Regions from separate parts of the Homo sapiens genome. Here region 2 is linked to region 1. A link is a loop called in an ENCODE intact Hi-C map of the cell type or tissue named here. Cell type or tissue: breast epithelium. All regions are shown on one strand. Each heading gives the region's core, and the rest is flanking DNA. Links, peaks and the distances in the headings are about the cores only.

The links. A loop is a pair of places that touch in the nucleus more often than their neighbours do. Peaks named below come from ENCODE experiments on the same cell type or tissue, not always from the same donor. Only the 100,000 strongest peaks of a DNase experiment are listed, where the experiment ranks them.
Region 2: a loop joins it to region 1, with 19 times the contacts of the local background. A loop is called at or near these places in 2 of 110 quality-filtered maps.

The regions. Positions count from the first base shown.
Region 1 is chr1:31,142,809-31,148,181 of GRCh38, forward strand. No RefSeq gene overlaps it. Among named protein-coding and RNA genes, the nearest start is that of PUM1, 80 kb to the left of the region's middle. In breast epithelium, for the core only: no CTCF peak of the experiment used is centred there; no DNase peak of the experiment used is centred there.
Region 2 is chr1:31,194,693-31,200,065 of GRCh38, forward strand. The region is part of intron 1 of NKAIN1 (sodium/potassium transporting ATPase interacting 1); the gene reads right to left. Among named protein-coding and RNA genes, the nearest start is that of NKAIN1, 43 kb to the right of the region's middle. RefSeq lists an enhancer at 3,802-4,302. In breast epithelium, for the core only: no CTCF peak of the experiment used is centred there; a DNase peak (open chromatin) is centred at 2,150.

The DNA of each region.
Region 1 (5,373 bases), core at 79-5,078:
GCTCACACCTGTAATCCCAGCACTTTGGGAGGCCAAGGTGGGTGGATCACTTGAGGTCAGCCATTTGAGACGAGCCTGGCCAGCATAGTGAAACCCCATCTCTACTAAAAATACAAAAATTAGCTGGGTGTTATGACACACGCCTGTAGTCCCAGCTACTGGGGAGGCTGAGGCAGGAGAATCACTTGAACCCAGAAGGCGGAGGTTGCAGTGAGTCGAGATCCTGCCACTGCACTTCAGCCTGAGTGACAGAGTAAGACTCCTTCTCAAACAACAACAACAACAAAAACAACTTAGGGCTGGGTATGGTAACTCACACCTGTAATCCCAGTATTTTGGGAGGCCCAGGTGGGATTGCTTGAGCCCAGGAGCTTAAGACCAGCTTGGGAAACACAGTGAGACACCCCATCTCCATTAAAAAAAAACAACAACAGTCCGGGCATGGTGGCTCACGCCTGTAATCCCAACACTTTGGGAGGCTGAGGTGGACGGATCACCTGAGGTCGGGAGTTTGAGACCAGCCTCTACAACATGGAGAAACCCCATCTCTACTAAAAATACAAAATTAGCCGGGCATGGTGGCGCATGCTTGTAATCCCAGTTACTCCAGAGGCTGAGACAGGAGAATCGCTTGAACCTGGGAGGTGGAGGTTGCAGTGAGCCGAGATCGCACCATTGCACTCCAGCCTGGGCAACAAGAGGGAAACTCTGTAGTCCCAGCAACTTGGGAGGCTAATTTAGGAAGATCACTTGAACCTGGGAGTTCAAGGCTGCAGTGAGCCATAATCGTGCTACTGCACTCCAGCCTGGGCAACAGACAGACTCAAAATAAATAAATAAATAAATAAATAAATAAATAAAATAAAGACTTATAACAAAATTGAAAAGACATATGACATGGGATGTCACCCAGCCTGGGGCCTCAGGGAATAATTTTCTGCTGGCACCTCCAGGATAAGTAGGAGCTAGCCAGACAAAGAGCAAGAGGAAAGAATATTGTAGAAAGAAGAAATAGGGGCCGAGCATGGTGGCTCACACCTGTAATCCCAGCTACTTGGGAGGCTGACGCATGAGAATCGCTTGAATCCAGGAGGCAGAGGTTGCAGTGAGCTGAGATCTTGCCACTGCATTCCCGCCTAGGTGACAGAGCGAGATTCTGTCTCAAAAAAAAAAAAAAAAAGGATAAGAAATAGGGTATGCAGGCTGGGTGCGGTGGCTCATGCCTGTAATCCCAGCACTTTGGGAGGCCAAAGAGGGCGGATCACCTGAGATCAGGAGTTTGAGACCAGCCTGACCAATATGCAGAAACCCTGTCTCTACTAAAAATACAAAATTAGCCAGGCGTGGTGGTACATGCTTGTAATCCTAGCTACTCAGGAGGCTGAGGCAGGAGAATCGCTTGAACCTGGGAGGCAGAGGTTGCAGTGAGCCAAGATCGCGCCATTGCACTCCAGCCGGGGCAACAAGAGCGAAACCCCATCTCAAAAAGAAAAAGAAAAAGAAAAAGAAATAGGGTGTGCAAAGGCCTTGGTGTAATAATAAAAGAGTATGGCACATTCAAGTAACTAGGGGAAGGCTGGTATGGCTGGAGTGAGCAAGAGGAGATAAGAAATAAGCCACTGGGCAGGACCAGATCAGGCCACTCCTGCTGCACTGTGAAAGCATTTGGATTTTATTCCAAATGCAATGGGAAGCACTACTATGTCAACCTAAAGGAAAAAAATGAGGCAAACTTAGAAGTAGAGAGTTTATTTTGGCCAAATTTGAGGGCTGCAACCCAACAGCATAGATTCAAGTTGTCCCGAATATACACTCCGATTAGTGACAGTTACAAATGAGGTTTTCAAAGGAAAAGAGGCCAGGCATAGCGGCTGACGCCTGTAATCCTAGCACTTTAGGAGGGTGAGGCAGGCAGATTGCCTGAACTCAGGAGTTCGAGACCTGACCGGCCAAGATGTTGAAACCCCATCTCTATTAAAAATACAGGCCGGGGCCAGGCACGGTGGCTCATGCCTGTAATTCCAGCACTTTGGGAGGCCGAGGTGGGTGGATCATGAGGTCAGGAGTTCAAGACCAGCCTGGCCAAGATGGTGAAACCCCGTCTCTACTAAAAAATACAAAAATTAGCTGGGCGCGGTGGCGGGCACCTGTAATCCCAGCTACTCAGGAGGCTGAGGCAGGAGACTTGCTTGAACCCGGGAGGCGGAATTTTCAGTGAGCCGAAATCAAGCCACTGCACTCTAGCCTGGGTGACAGAGCAAGACTCTGCCTCAAAAAAAAAAAAAAAAAAAAATACAGGCTGGGCATGGTGGCTCACGCCTGTAATCCTAGCACTTTGGGAGGCTGAGGTGGGTGGATCACAAGGTCAGGAGTTCAAGACCAGCCTGACCAACATGGTGAAACCCCGTCTCTACTAAAAATACAAAAATTAACCGGGCATGGTGGTGCACACCTGTAATCCCAGCTACTCAGGAGGCTGAGGCAGGAGAATCACTTGAACCTGGGAGGCAGAGGTTGCAGTGAGCTGAGATTGCGCCATTGCACCATAGCCTGGGAGACAGAGCAAGACTCTGTCTCAAAACAACAACAACAACAACAAAAAATTAGCCGGGCATGATGGTGTGCACCTGTAATTCCAGTTGCTCGGGAGGCTGAGGCACGAGAATCACTTGAACCCAGGAGGCAGAGGTTGCAGTGAGCCCAGATGATGCCATTGCATTCCAGCCTGGGCGACAGAGCAAGACTCTGTCTCAAAAAAAATAAATAAAAAATAAATAAAGGAAAAGAGAAGGCAATTCCTAAGCTGTTTACCAGGAATTTACATGAAAACAACATAAGCTATTGATTGGCTATACATTGTTCTTTGTATCACAAATTCCTGGAACGTGAAGATAATGGGTGAGGTAGCTAGTTATAAACAAAATGCTTTTAAACAATTGCCCCTGGGCATGAGTGGAGAGGCATGACTGAAGTCCCATGCTTATGTCTCTCTGGGCTTGATACATTTTGCATATCTCACTGAGCTCAGGCTGCTCTGTGCATTTTTCTTTTCTCGACTTCAAGGCCTTTAAGGAGGGGAGCAGCCCGATGTCACAAACAGTTTAGGAAGGTCACCCTGGAGGCAGGTCCATATGTGCTGACATGGAAAAACACTCAAGACAGACTCTCAAAGAAAAGAAGCTGGTTGCCAAATGAAACAGAGCTATCCTAGTTATGAAAATACAACCAAACAAAATACAGGTCTGAGTGAAAACACACAGTCAAAGGTCTAAAAGGACATACAGATAACTAATAACACAATTTACCCTCTTGAGGAGCAGAGGACTTGGAATTTGTGAAATTTAACATTGCTTTGTGCTGAATTTTGCTTGGATTTTGCAATGATAGTAAATGCCTGTATTACTTGCCTAATTAAATAAATGACCAAATAAATACATAAATTCTGTTTTAATGAAAGCAAATAAACAAATAGATTGGTTTTTCTTTTTCATTTTTCTTTTGTTTGTTTTTTTTTTTTTGAAACAGGGTTTTGCTCTTGTTGCCCAGGCTGGAGTGCAGTAGCACGATCTCAGCTCATTGCAAACTCTGCCTCCCGGGTTCAAGTGATTCTCCTGCTGTAACCTCCCAAGTAGCTGGAATTACAGGCGTCCACTACCACGCCCAACTAATTTTTTTGTATTTTTAGTAGAGATGGGGTTTCACCATGTTGGCCAGGCTGGTCTTGAACTCCTGAGCTCAGGTGATCCACCTGCCTCAGCCTCCCAAAGTGCTGGGATTACTGGCGTGAGCTGCCACGCCTGGCCCACAGGTTGGTTTTTCAAAAGCAGACCCCAACATGGGAATTCTTGCACGAGTGCTTAATTAAGGAGGGCTCTATGGAGAAACTGGTAAGGCAGTGGGAAAGCAGGAAGGTGAAGGGGAAGAAGACAAACAAGGGTGTGATTTCAGACAAAATTCCCAGAGGGGTGCATTGCCAGCCTGGCGCGACCTGGCAATTCCAGGTTGGGTGGCGGGGCCGGGGGAACTACTGCCTGTCCTGAGGTAAGAGTGCTGGTGTTCATTTCTATTCTGCTCAATCATTGGCCAAAGCATGTCCAGAGGGCAGGACGTGGGGAGGAGGAGAGAGCAAAATTTCCAGGTACTTCCAAGTACTATTGCCAAGACAGGGTAGCTCCAGTAGCTGAACAGTCTTCTGAACAAGGTCCACGTGATCCACTGGAAACTAAGGCACCAGCTCTGAAACTAGGAAACGAGCACACAGAAATGATAAGAAGAGATCCAAGGGAATCTGGATTGAGCATCAACAGTCTCCACTTTGGGAGGCCGAGGCGGGTGGATCACGAGATCAGGAGTTCGAGACCAGCCTGACCAACATGGTGAAACCCCGTCTCTACTAAAAATACAAAAATTGGCCAGGCACGGTGGCACGTGCCTGTAATGCCACCTACTTAGGAGGCTGCAGCAGGAGAATCACTTGAACCCGGGAGGTGGAGATTGCAGTGAGCTGAGATGGCGCCATTGCACTCCAACCTGGGCAACAGAGCGACTCCGTCTCAAAACAAAAAAACAAAAAAAACGGCTACGCCATAGGCAGAGCTGCCACAAGGGCTGCTGGTTGGAAAAAAAAATTAATAGGTAGTATGTTAAATTACCTATTAAGCGGCCAGGCACAGTGGCTCACACCTTTAATCCCAGCACTTTGGGAGGCCGAGGCGAGCGGATCACGAGGTCAAGAGATCAATACCATCCTGGCCCACATAGTGAAACCCCGTGTCTACTAAAAATACAAAAAAATTAACTGGGTGTTGTGGTCCACACCTGTAGTCCCAGTTACTCTGGAAGCTGAGGCAAGAGAATTGCTTAGAACCTGGGAGGCAGAGGTTGCAGTGAGTCGAGATCGCGCCACTGCACTCCAGCCTGGCAACAAAACAAGACTCCGTCTCAAAAAAAAACCTAGCCCTTGTTGCTTTGCCTCAGAAGGACTATGTTTCCAGAGATATTCTATGCCTGTAAAAGTATGTATGAGGCCGGGCACGGTGGCTCACACCTGTAATCCTAGCACTTTGGGAGGCCAGGGCAGGCGGATCACCTGAGGTCGGGAGTTTGAGACCAGCCTGACCAACATGGAGAAACCCCATCTCTACTAAAAATACAAAATTAGCCAGGCATGGTGGCACATGCCTGTAATCCCAGCTACTCGGGAGGCTGAAGAAGGAGAAGAGCTTGAACCCGCGAGGCGGAGGTTGCAGTGAGCCGAGATTGCACCATGCACTCCAGCCTTGGCAACAAGAGAGAAACTCTGTCTGAAAAAAAAAAAAAAAAAAAAAATTATGTGTAGGCTGGTCACAGTGGCTCACGCCTGCAATCCCAGCA
Region 2 (5,373 bases), core at 101-5,100, 52 kb after region 1:
CCCTGCACCTGGCCTGCTTTCTTTTTTCTTTTCATTTCCTTTCCTTTTCCTTCCTTCCTTTTCTCTCTCTCTCTCTTTTTTTTTTTTTTTTTTTTTTGAGACAGAGTCCCATTCTGTCACCCAGGCTGGAGTGCAGTGGCGGGATCTCAGCTCACCGCAATCTCTGCCTCCCAGGTTCAAGCGATTCTCCTGTCTCAGCCTCCTAAGTAGTTGGGATTACAGGCGAGTGCCACCATGCCCAGCTAATTCTTGTATTTTCAGTAGAGATGGGGTTTCACCATGTTAGTCATGGCTTGTCTCGAACTCCTGACCTCATAAGCCACCCGCCGCAGCCTCCCAAAGTGTTGGGATTACAGGCGTGAGCCACCGCGCCTGACTCTTTCTTTTTTTCTTTCTTCTCTTTCTCTCTCTTCTCTATATATTCCTTCCTCCTTTTTTTTTTTTTTTTTGAGTCTCGCTCTGTTGCCCAGGCTGGAGTGCAGTGGTGCGATCTAGGCCCACTTGCAACCTCCGCCTCCTGGGTTCAAGCTATTCTCCTGCCTCAGCCTTCCCAGTAGCTGCAATTACAGGCACCCGCCACCATGCCCGGCTTAATTTTTTGTATTTTTTAGTGGAGACGGGGTTTCACCATGTTGGCCAGGCTGGTCTTGAACTCTCGACCTCAGGTGATCCACCTGCCTCAGGCTCCCAAAGTGCTGGAATTACAGGCATAAGCCACCGCGCCTGGCCTTTCTTTCTTTCTGCCTTGCCTTGCCCTGCCCTGCCCTGCCGCCGCGGCTGGCCCCCGCCACCTGCACTCTGGATCCAGCTCCTCCTGTCTTCTCAGGAGCCCACACCATCCACAGTCCCTTCTCTCTTGTAAACATAGCCTCTCCCTCTCCCCAGATCCTTCTCACTGGCTCCTAACAAGCTCAAAGCCTCTCCCATTAAAAAAAGAAAAAAAAAGTGTCTGGGTATAATGGCTCATGCCTGTAATCCCAGCACTTTGAGAGGCCCAGGTGGGTAGACTGCTTGAGCTCAGGAGTTTGAGACCAGCCTGGGCAACATGGCATAAAGCCCCACCTCTACAAAAAATACAAAAACTCAGCCGGGCGTGGTGGTGCACGTCTGTGGTCCCAGCTACTTGAGAGGCTGAGGTGGGAGGATTGCTTGAGCCCAGCAGGCTGAGGCTACAGTGAGCTGTGATAGCCTACCTGTCTCAAAAAAAAAAAAAAAAAAGCTTCTTACCACCTTGCAGCTGATATCAGCCTTATCTATCTCAACACTCTCACCCCCAAAACTACATAAAAGGTCTCCATGGCCTTCCCTGCCACTCGATCTGCCAGAGTGACTTTCTGCTTGGCCACTGAAACAGTTCTTACTGAGGTCACTGGCGATCTCCTTGTCATTAAATTCAGCAGATAAGGCCGGGTGATGTGGCTCAGGCCTGTAATCCCAGCACTTTGGGAGACCGAGGTGGGTGGATCACTTGAGGTCAAGAGTTTGAGACCAGCCTGGCCAACATGGTGAAACCCCGCCTCTACTAAAAATACAAAAATTGGCCGGGTGCGGTGGCTCACGCCTGTAATCCCAGCACTTTGGGAGGCCGAGGCGGGTGGATCACGAGGTCAGGAGATCGAGACCATCCTGGCTAACATGGTGAAACCCTGTCTCTACTAAAAATACAAAAAATTAGCCAGGCGTGGTGGCGGGCGCCTGTAGTCCCAGCTACTCGGGAGGCTGAGACAGGAGAATGGCTTGAACCCAGGAGGCGGAGCCTGCAGTGAGCTGAGATCGTGCCACTGCACTCCAGCCTGGGCAACAGAGTGAGACTCCTACTCAAAAAAAAAAAAAAAAATAGAAAAATTAGCCGGGCATGGTGGTGGGCAACTGTAATTCCAGCTACTAGGGAGGCTGAGGCAGGAGAATCACTTGAATCAACCTCCACCAGGAGGTGGGAGTTGCAGTGAGCCAAGATCACACCACTGCACTCCAGCCTGGGCGACAGAGTGAGATTCCATCTCAAAAATAAATAAATAAATAAATAAATAAATAAATAAATAAATAAATAAATAATAAATTCAGCAGATGAATTTCAGTCCTCATCTTACCTGACCTCAATTGCCCTCTCTCCTGCCAGCAGCACTCTTTTCTGGCTTTTGCCCCATGGCACCGTCCCAGAGGCAGGATGACCTAGTGGTCAGGAGCAAAGCCTGAGTCAGAATCCTGGTGTGCTGGTTATTATACAACTCTTGGCACGGCACTAACCTTCCTGTGCCTGTTTCTTGGTTAACAAAATGGGTATGATTCACAGTATCTTCCTCATAGGGTTGCAAGAAGAGTCAGTATTATTTAAAATTATATTTTTCTGCAAAACTCCCTACCTCCCTCCTTCCTTTATTTTTTCCACAGTGCTTATGATTGGATTTTTACTTTTTTTTTTTTTTTTTTTCTTTTTGAGACAGAATCTCACTCTGCCGCCCAGGCTGGAGTGCAGTGGCACAATCTCGGCTCACTGCAAGCTCTGCCTCCCAGGTTCACGCCATTCTCCTGCCTCAGCCTCCCGAGTAGCTGGGACTACAGGCACCCACCAGCACGCCCGGCTAATTTTTTGTATTTTTAGTAGAGACGGGGTTTCATCGTGTTAGCCAGGATGGTCTCGATCTTCTGACCTCGTGATCCGCCCGCCTCAGCCTCCAAAAGTGCTGGGATTACAGGCGTGAGCTACCACGTCTGGCCTAATTTTTTGTATTTTTAGTAGAGATGGGGTTTCACCATGTTGGTCAGGTTGGTCTCAAACTCCTGACCTTGTGATTTGCCCGCCTTGGCCTCCCAAAGTGCTGGGATTACAGGCATGAGCCACCGTGCCCGGCCTTTTTTTTTTTTTTTCCCTGAGATGGAGTCCAGCTTCGTCGCCCAGGTTGGAGTGCAGTGGCGCGATCTCGGCTTGCTGCAACCTCTATCTCCCGGGTTCAAGCGATTCTCCTGCCTCAGCCTCTGGAGTAGCTGGGATTACAGGCACCTGCCACCAAGCCCAGCTAATTTTTATATTTTTAGTAGAGATGGGGTTTCACCATGTTGGCCAGGCTGGTCTCAAACTCCTGACCTCAAGTGATCTGCCCACCGTGGCCTCCCAAAGTGTTGGGATTACAGGCATGAGCCACTGCACCTGGTGGTTTTTTACTTTTTATTTTTATTTTTTTGAGATGGGATTTTCGCTTTGTCACCCAGCTGGAGTGCAGTGGTGTGATCGCGGCTCACTGCAGCCTTGAACTCCTTGGCTCAATCCTCCCACCTCAGCCTCCTGAGTAGCTAGGACTACAGGCATGTGCCACCACGCTGGCCTGTGCTTATCATTGGCAAACACACTCTTTTACACACTATTTAGTTATGGTCTGTCTCCTGCAGTGGATGGCAAGCTTTGTGAGGGCAGGAATTTCTGCTTGTGTGGTTCACTGCCGTATTTTCAGTGGTGAGACCAGTGCTTGGCACACTCCAGGTGCTAAAACCAAATTCTCCACCTTCCTTGGCTACTACCCCATTCTAGAGCAGCAGGCCCCTAACTATTAGAGTGCCCCAAAGCTACATCCCAGGCCCTCTTCATGCCACACTTATCCCAGGAAACGCATGCCCACCCAAGCTTCAGTGACTACCTGCTCACGTGCAGCCCCCAGCTGCATTCTAACCAATGACTCAGTGAACAGCTCATTGTGAACTCCATATGCCCAAACCTGGTCCATGTCCAGTGTTTTGGGCCCCACGATGTGTCCAGCCGCTTGAGCTAGGAACCTAAACTTTAGGTTTCAGTCTCCCTCATGCTCCCCACTTGTTCCACGTCCCCCACTCGCCGCAGCCCATCCTCAAGCCCTGGCTCTCTGGGATCTTCCAAATCTCTCATATCTGGCCACTTTTTTCCGTCCACTTTCTTTCACCTAGCAATGCCAACCCCCCTGCCCTCCACCCTACTTCAAACCTAACTGGCCCTTCTGCTCTCCAGAGTGGGGCCTCCCTGAGGCTCCCTGCTGCCCTTCCCCCTGCCCTTCGCTCCCCGCCCCCACCCCTAATTATTTATTTATCAGGTAGCTGCCAGCTGAAGGGGGATGCCGTTGCCATAGGAACCTTCAGCCCCGAGTCAGGGCTGCCTCTGTTCTCAGTAGGATGCTCTTGTCTGTCTAGACGCCAACCCCAGGAGCCCACACAAGGTGGGGAGTGAGGGACAAGGGCTGAATAATGCAGATGGGCCCACCCTAGCTCCAGGAAGCTGGCTGGGAGAGAAGGTAGCGTAGGGCCCAGGCTCAGGGCCATTGAACCCATCAGAAGTCTCTCGTGCCCCACCCTTGCCAGCCAATTTGGCAAGTCAACTACTTTCCTGGCCAAAATTCCAGCCATGTCACCATAGGCCTTAGACACAGAAGTCAGCCTGTCTGGGGAAAGATGAGGGATGGACCCTTGAAGTTTCTGGAGAAAGCTTTGGTCCAGCCTGGTTCTGTCTCTCTCACTGACTTCAGTCCACTGAGGGACGAGCTCTCCATTTAAGGACAGGGAGGCCTGAGTTCCAGCCCCAGTTCTCATCGACTCACTGTGTGACCTTCGGCAAGTTATCCCCCTCTCTGAGCCTCAGTTTTCTCATTAGTGAAATGTCCTGAGGATTCAGACAGTGCCCATAAAGCTCGCAGCCAGCCGGATGTCTGGCACGCAGTTGGTGCTGACTATATGGCAACAGCTTTTGTTGCATCCCCAACCTCAGACCCCCCTTTTCCCAATGGATTTCTGAGGCAGCTGACAAAATTAAACTCGACTCAACCCCTCATCTGTGAAATGAGGGAGTGGGATGAAAGCCGCAGACAACAGAGCTGGAAGGACCCCTGAGATCTGCTGGCCCAACCCCCTCATTAGGGAGGTGAGCAAACTGACAGCAGAGGGGGCAGTGATGTGCCTGAGGGGAGGTGCTCCTCCCTCTCCCCATCTCCGGGGGTCCATCTGGGGTCATTGCCATCTGAGCATGAGTTGAAATGAGATTTAACTCAACATAAGATTAAAAGGAACAGTCACAGAGACCAAGTGGTCTTTGACCCTGCCAAAGAAGATGGGCCCAGTAAGGACTCAATTCATTGAGCAAATATTTCTTGAGCACCTACAATGTGCCGGGCCCTGGACATATGGCAGTGAACAACATGGCGTGTATCCTGCCTCAGAGAGCTCGTCTGGAGACAGAGACCACTGTCCTCTGGGAGCTGATGAGCTGATGATGGGGGCTTCTCTGCCAGGTTCCCCTCCACTGTGCCTAGGGACCTGTGAAGATGCCTCCCTGGTCCCCGAACACACACACACGCACACACATGCACACACACACGCACACACACACACATGCACACGTGCACACACGCACGCGCA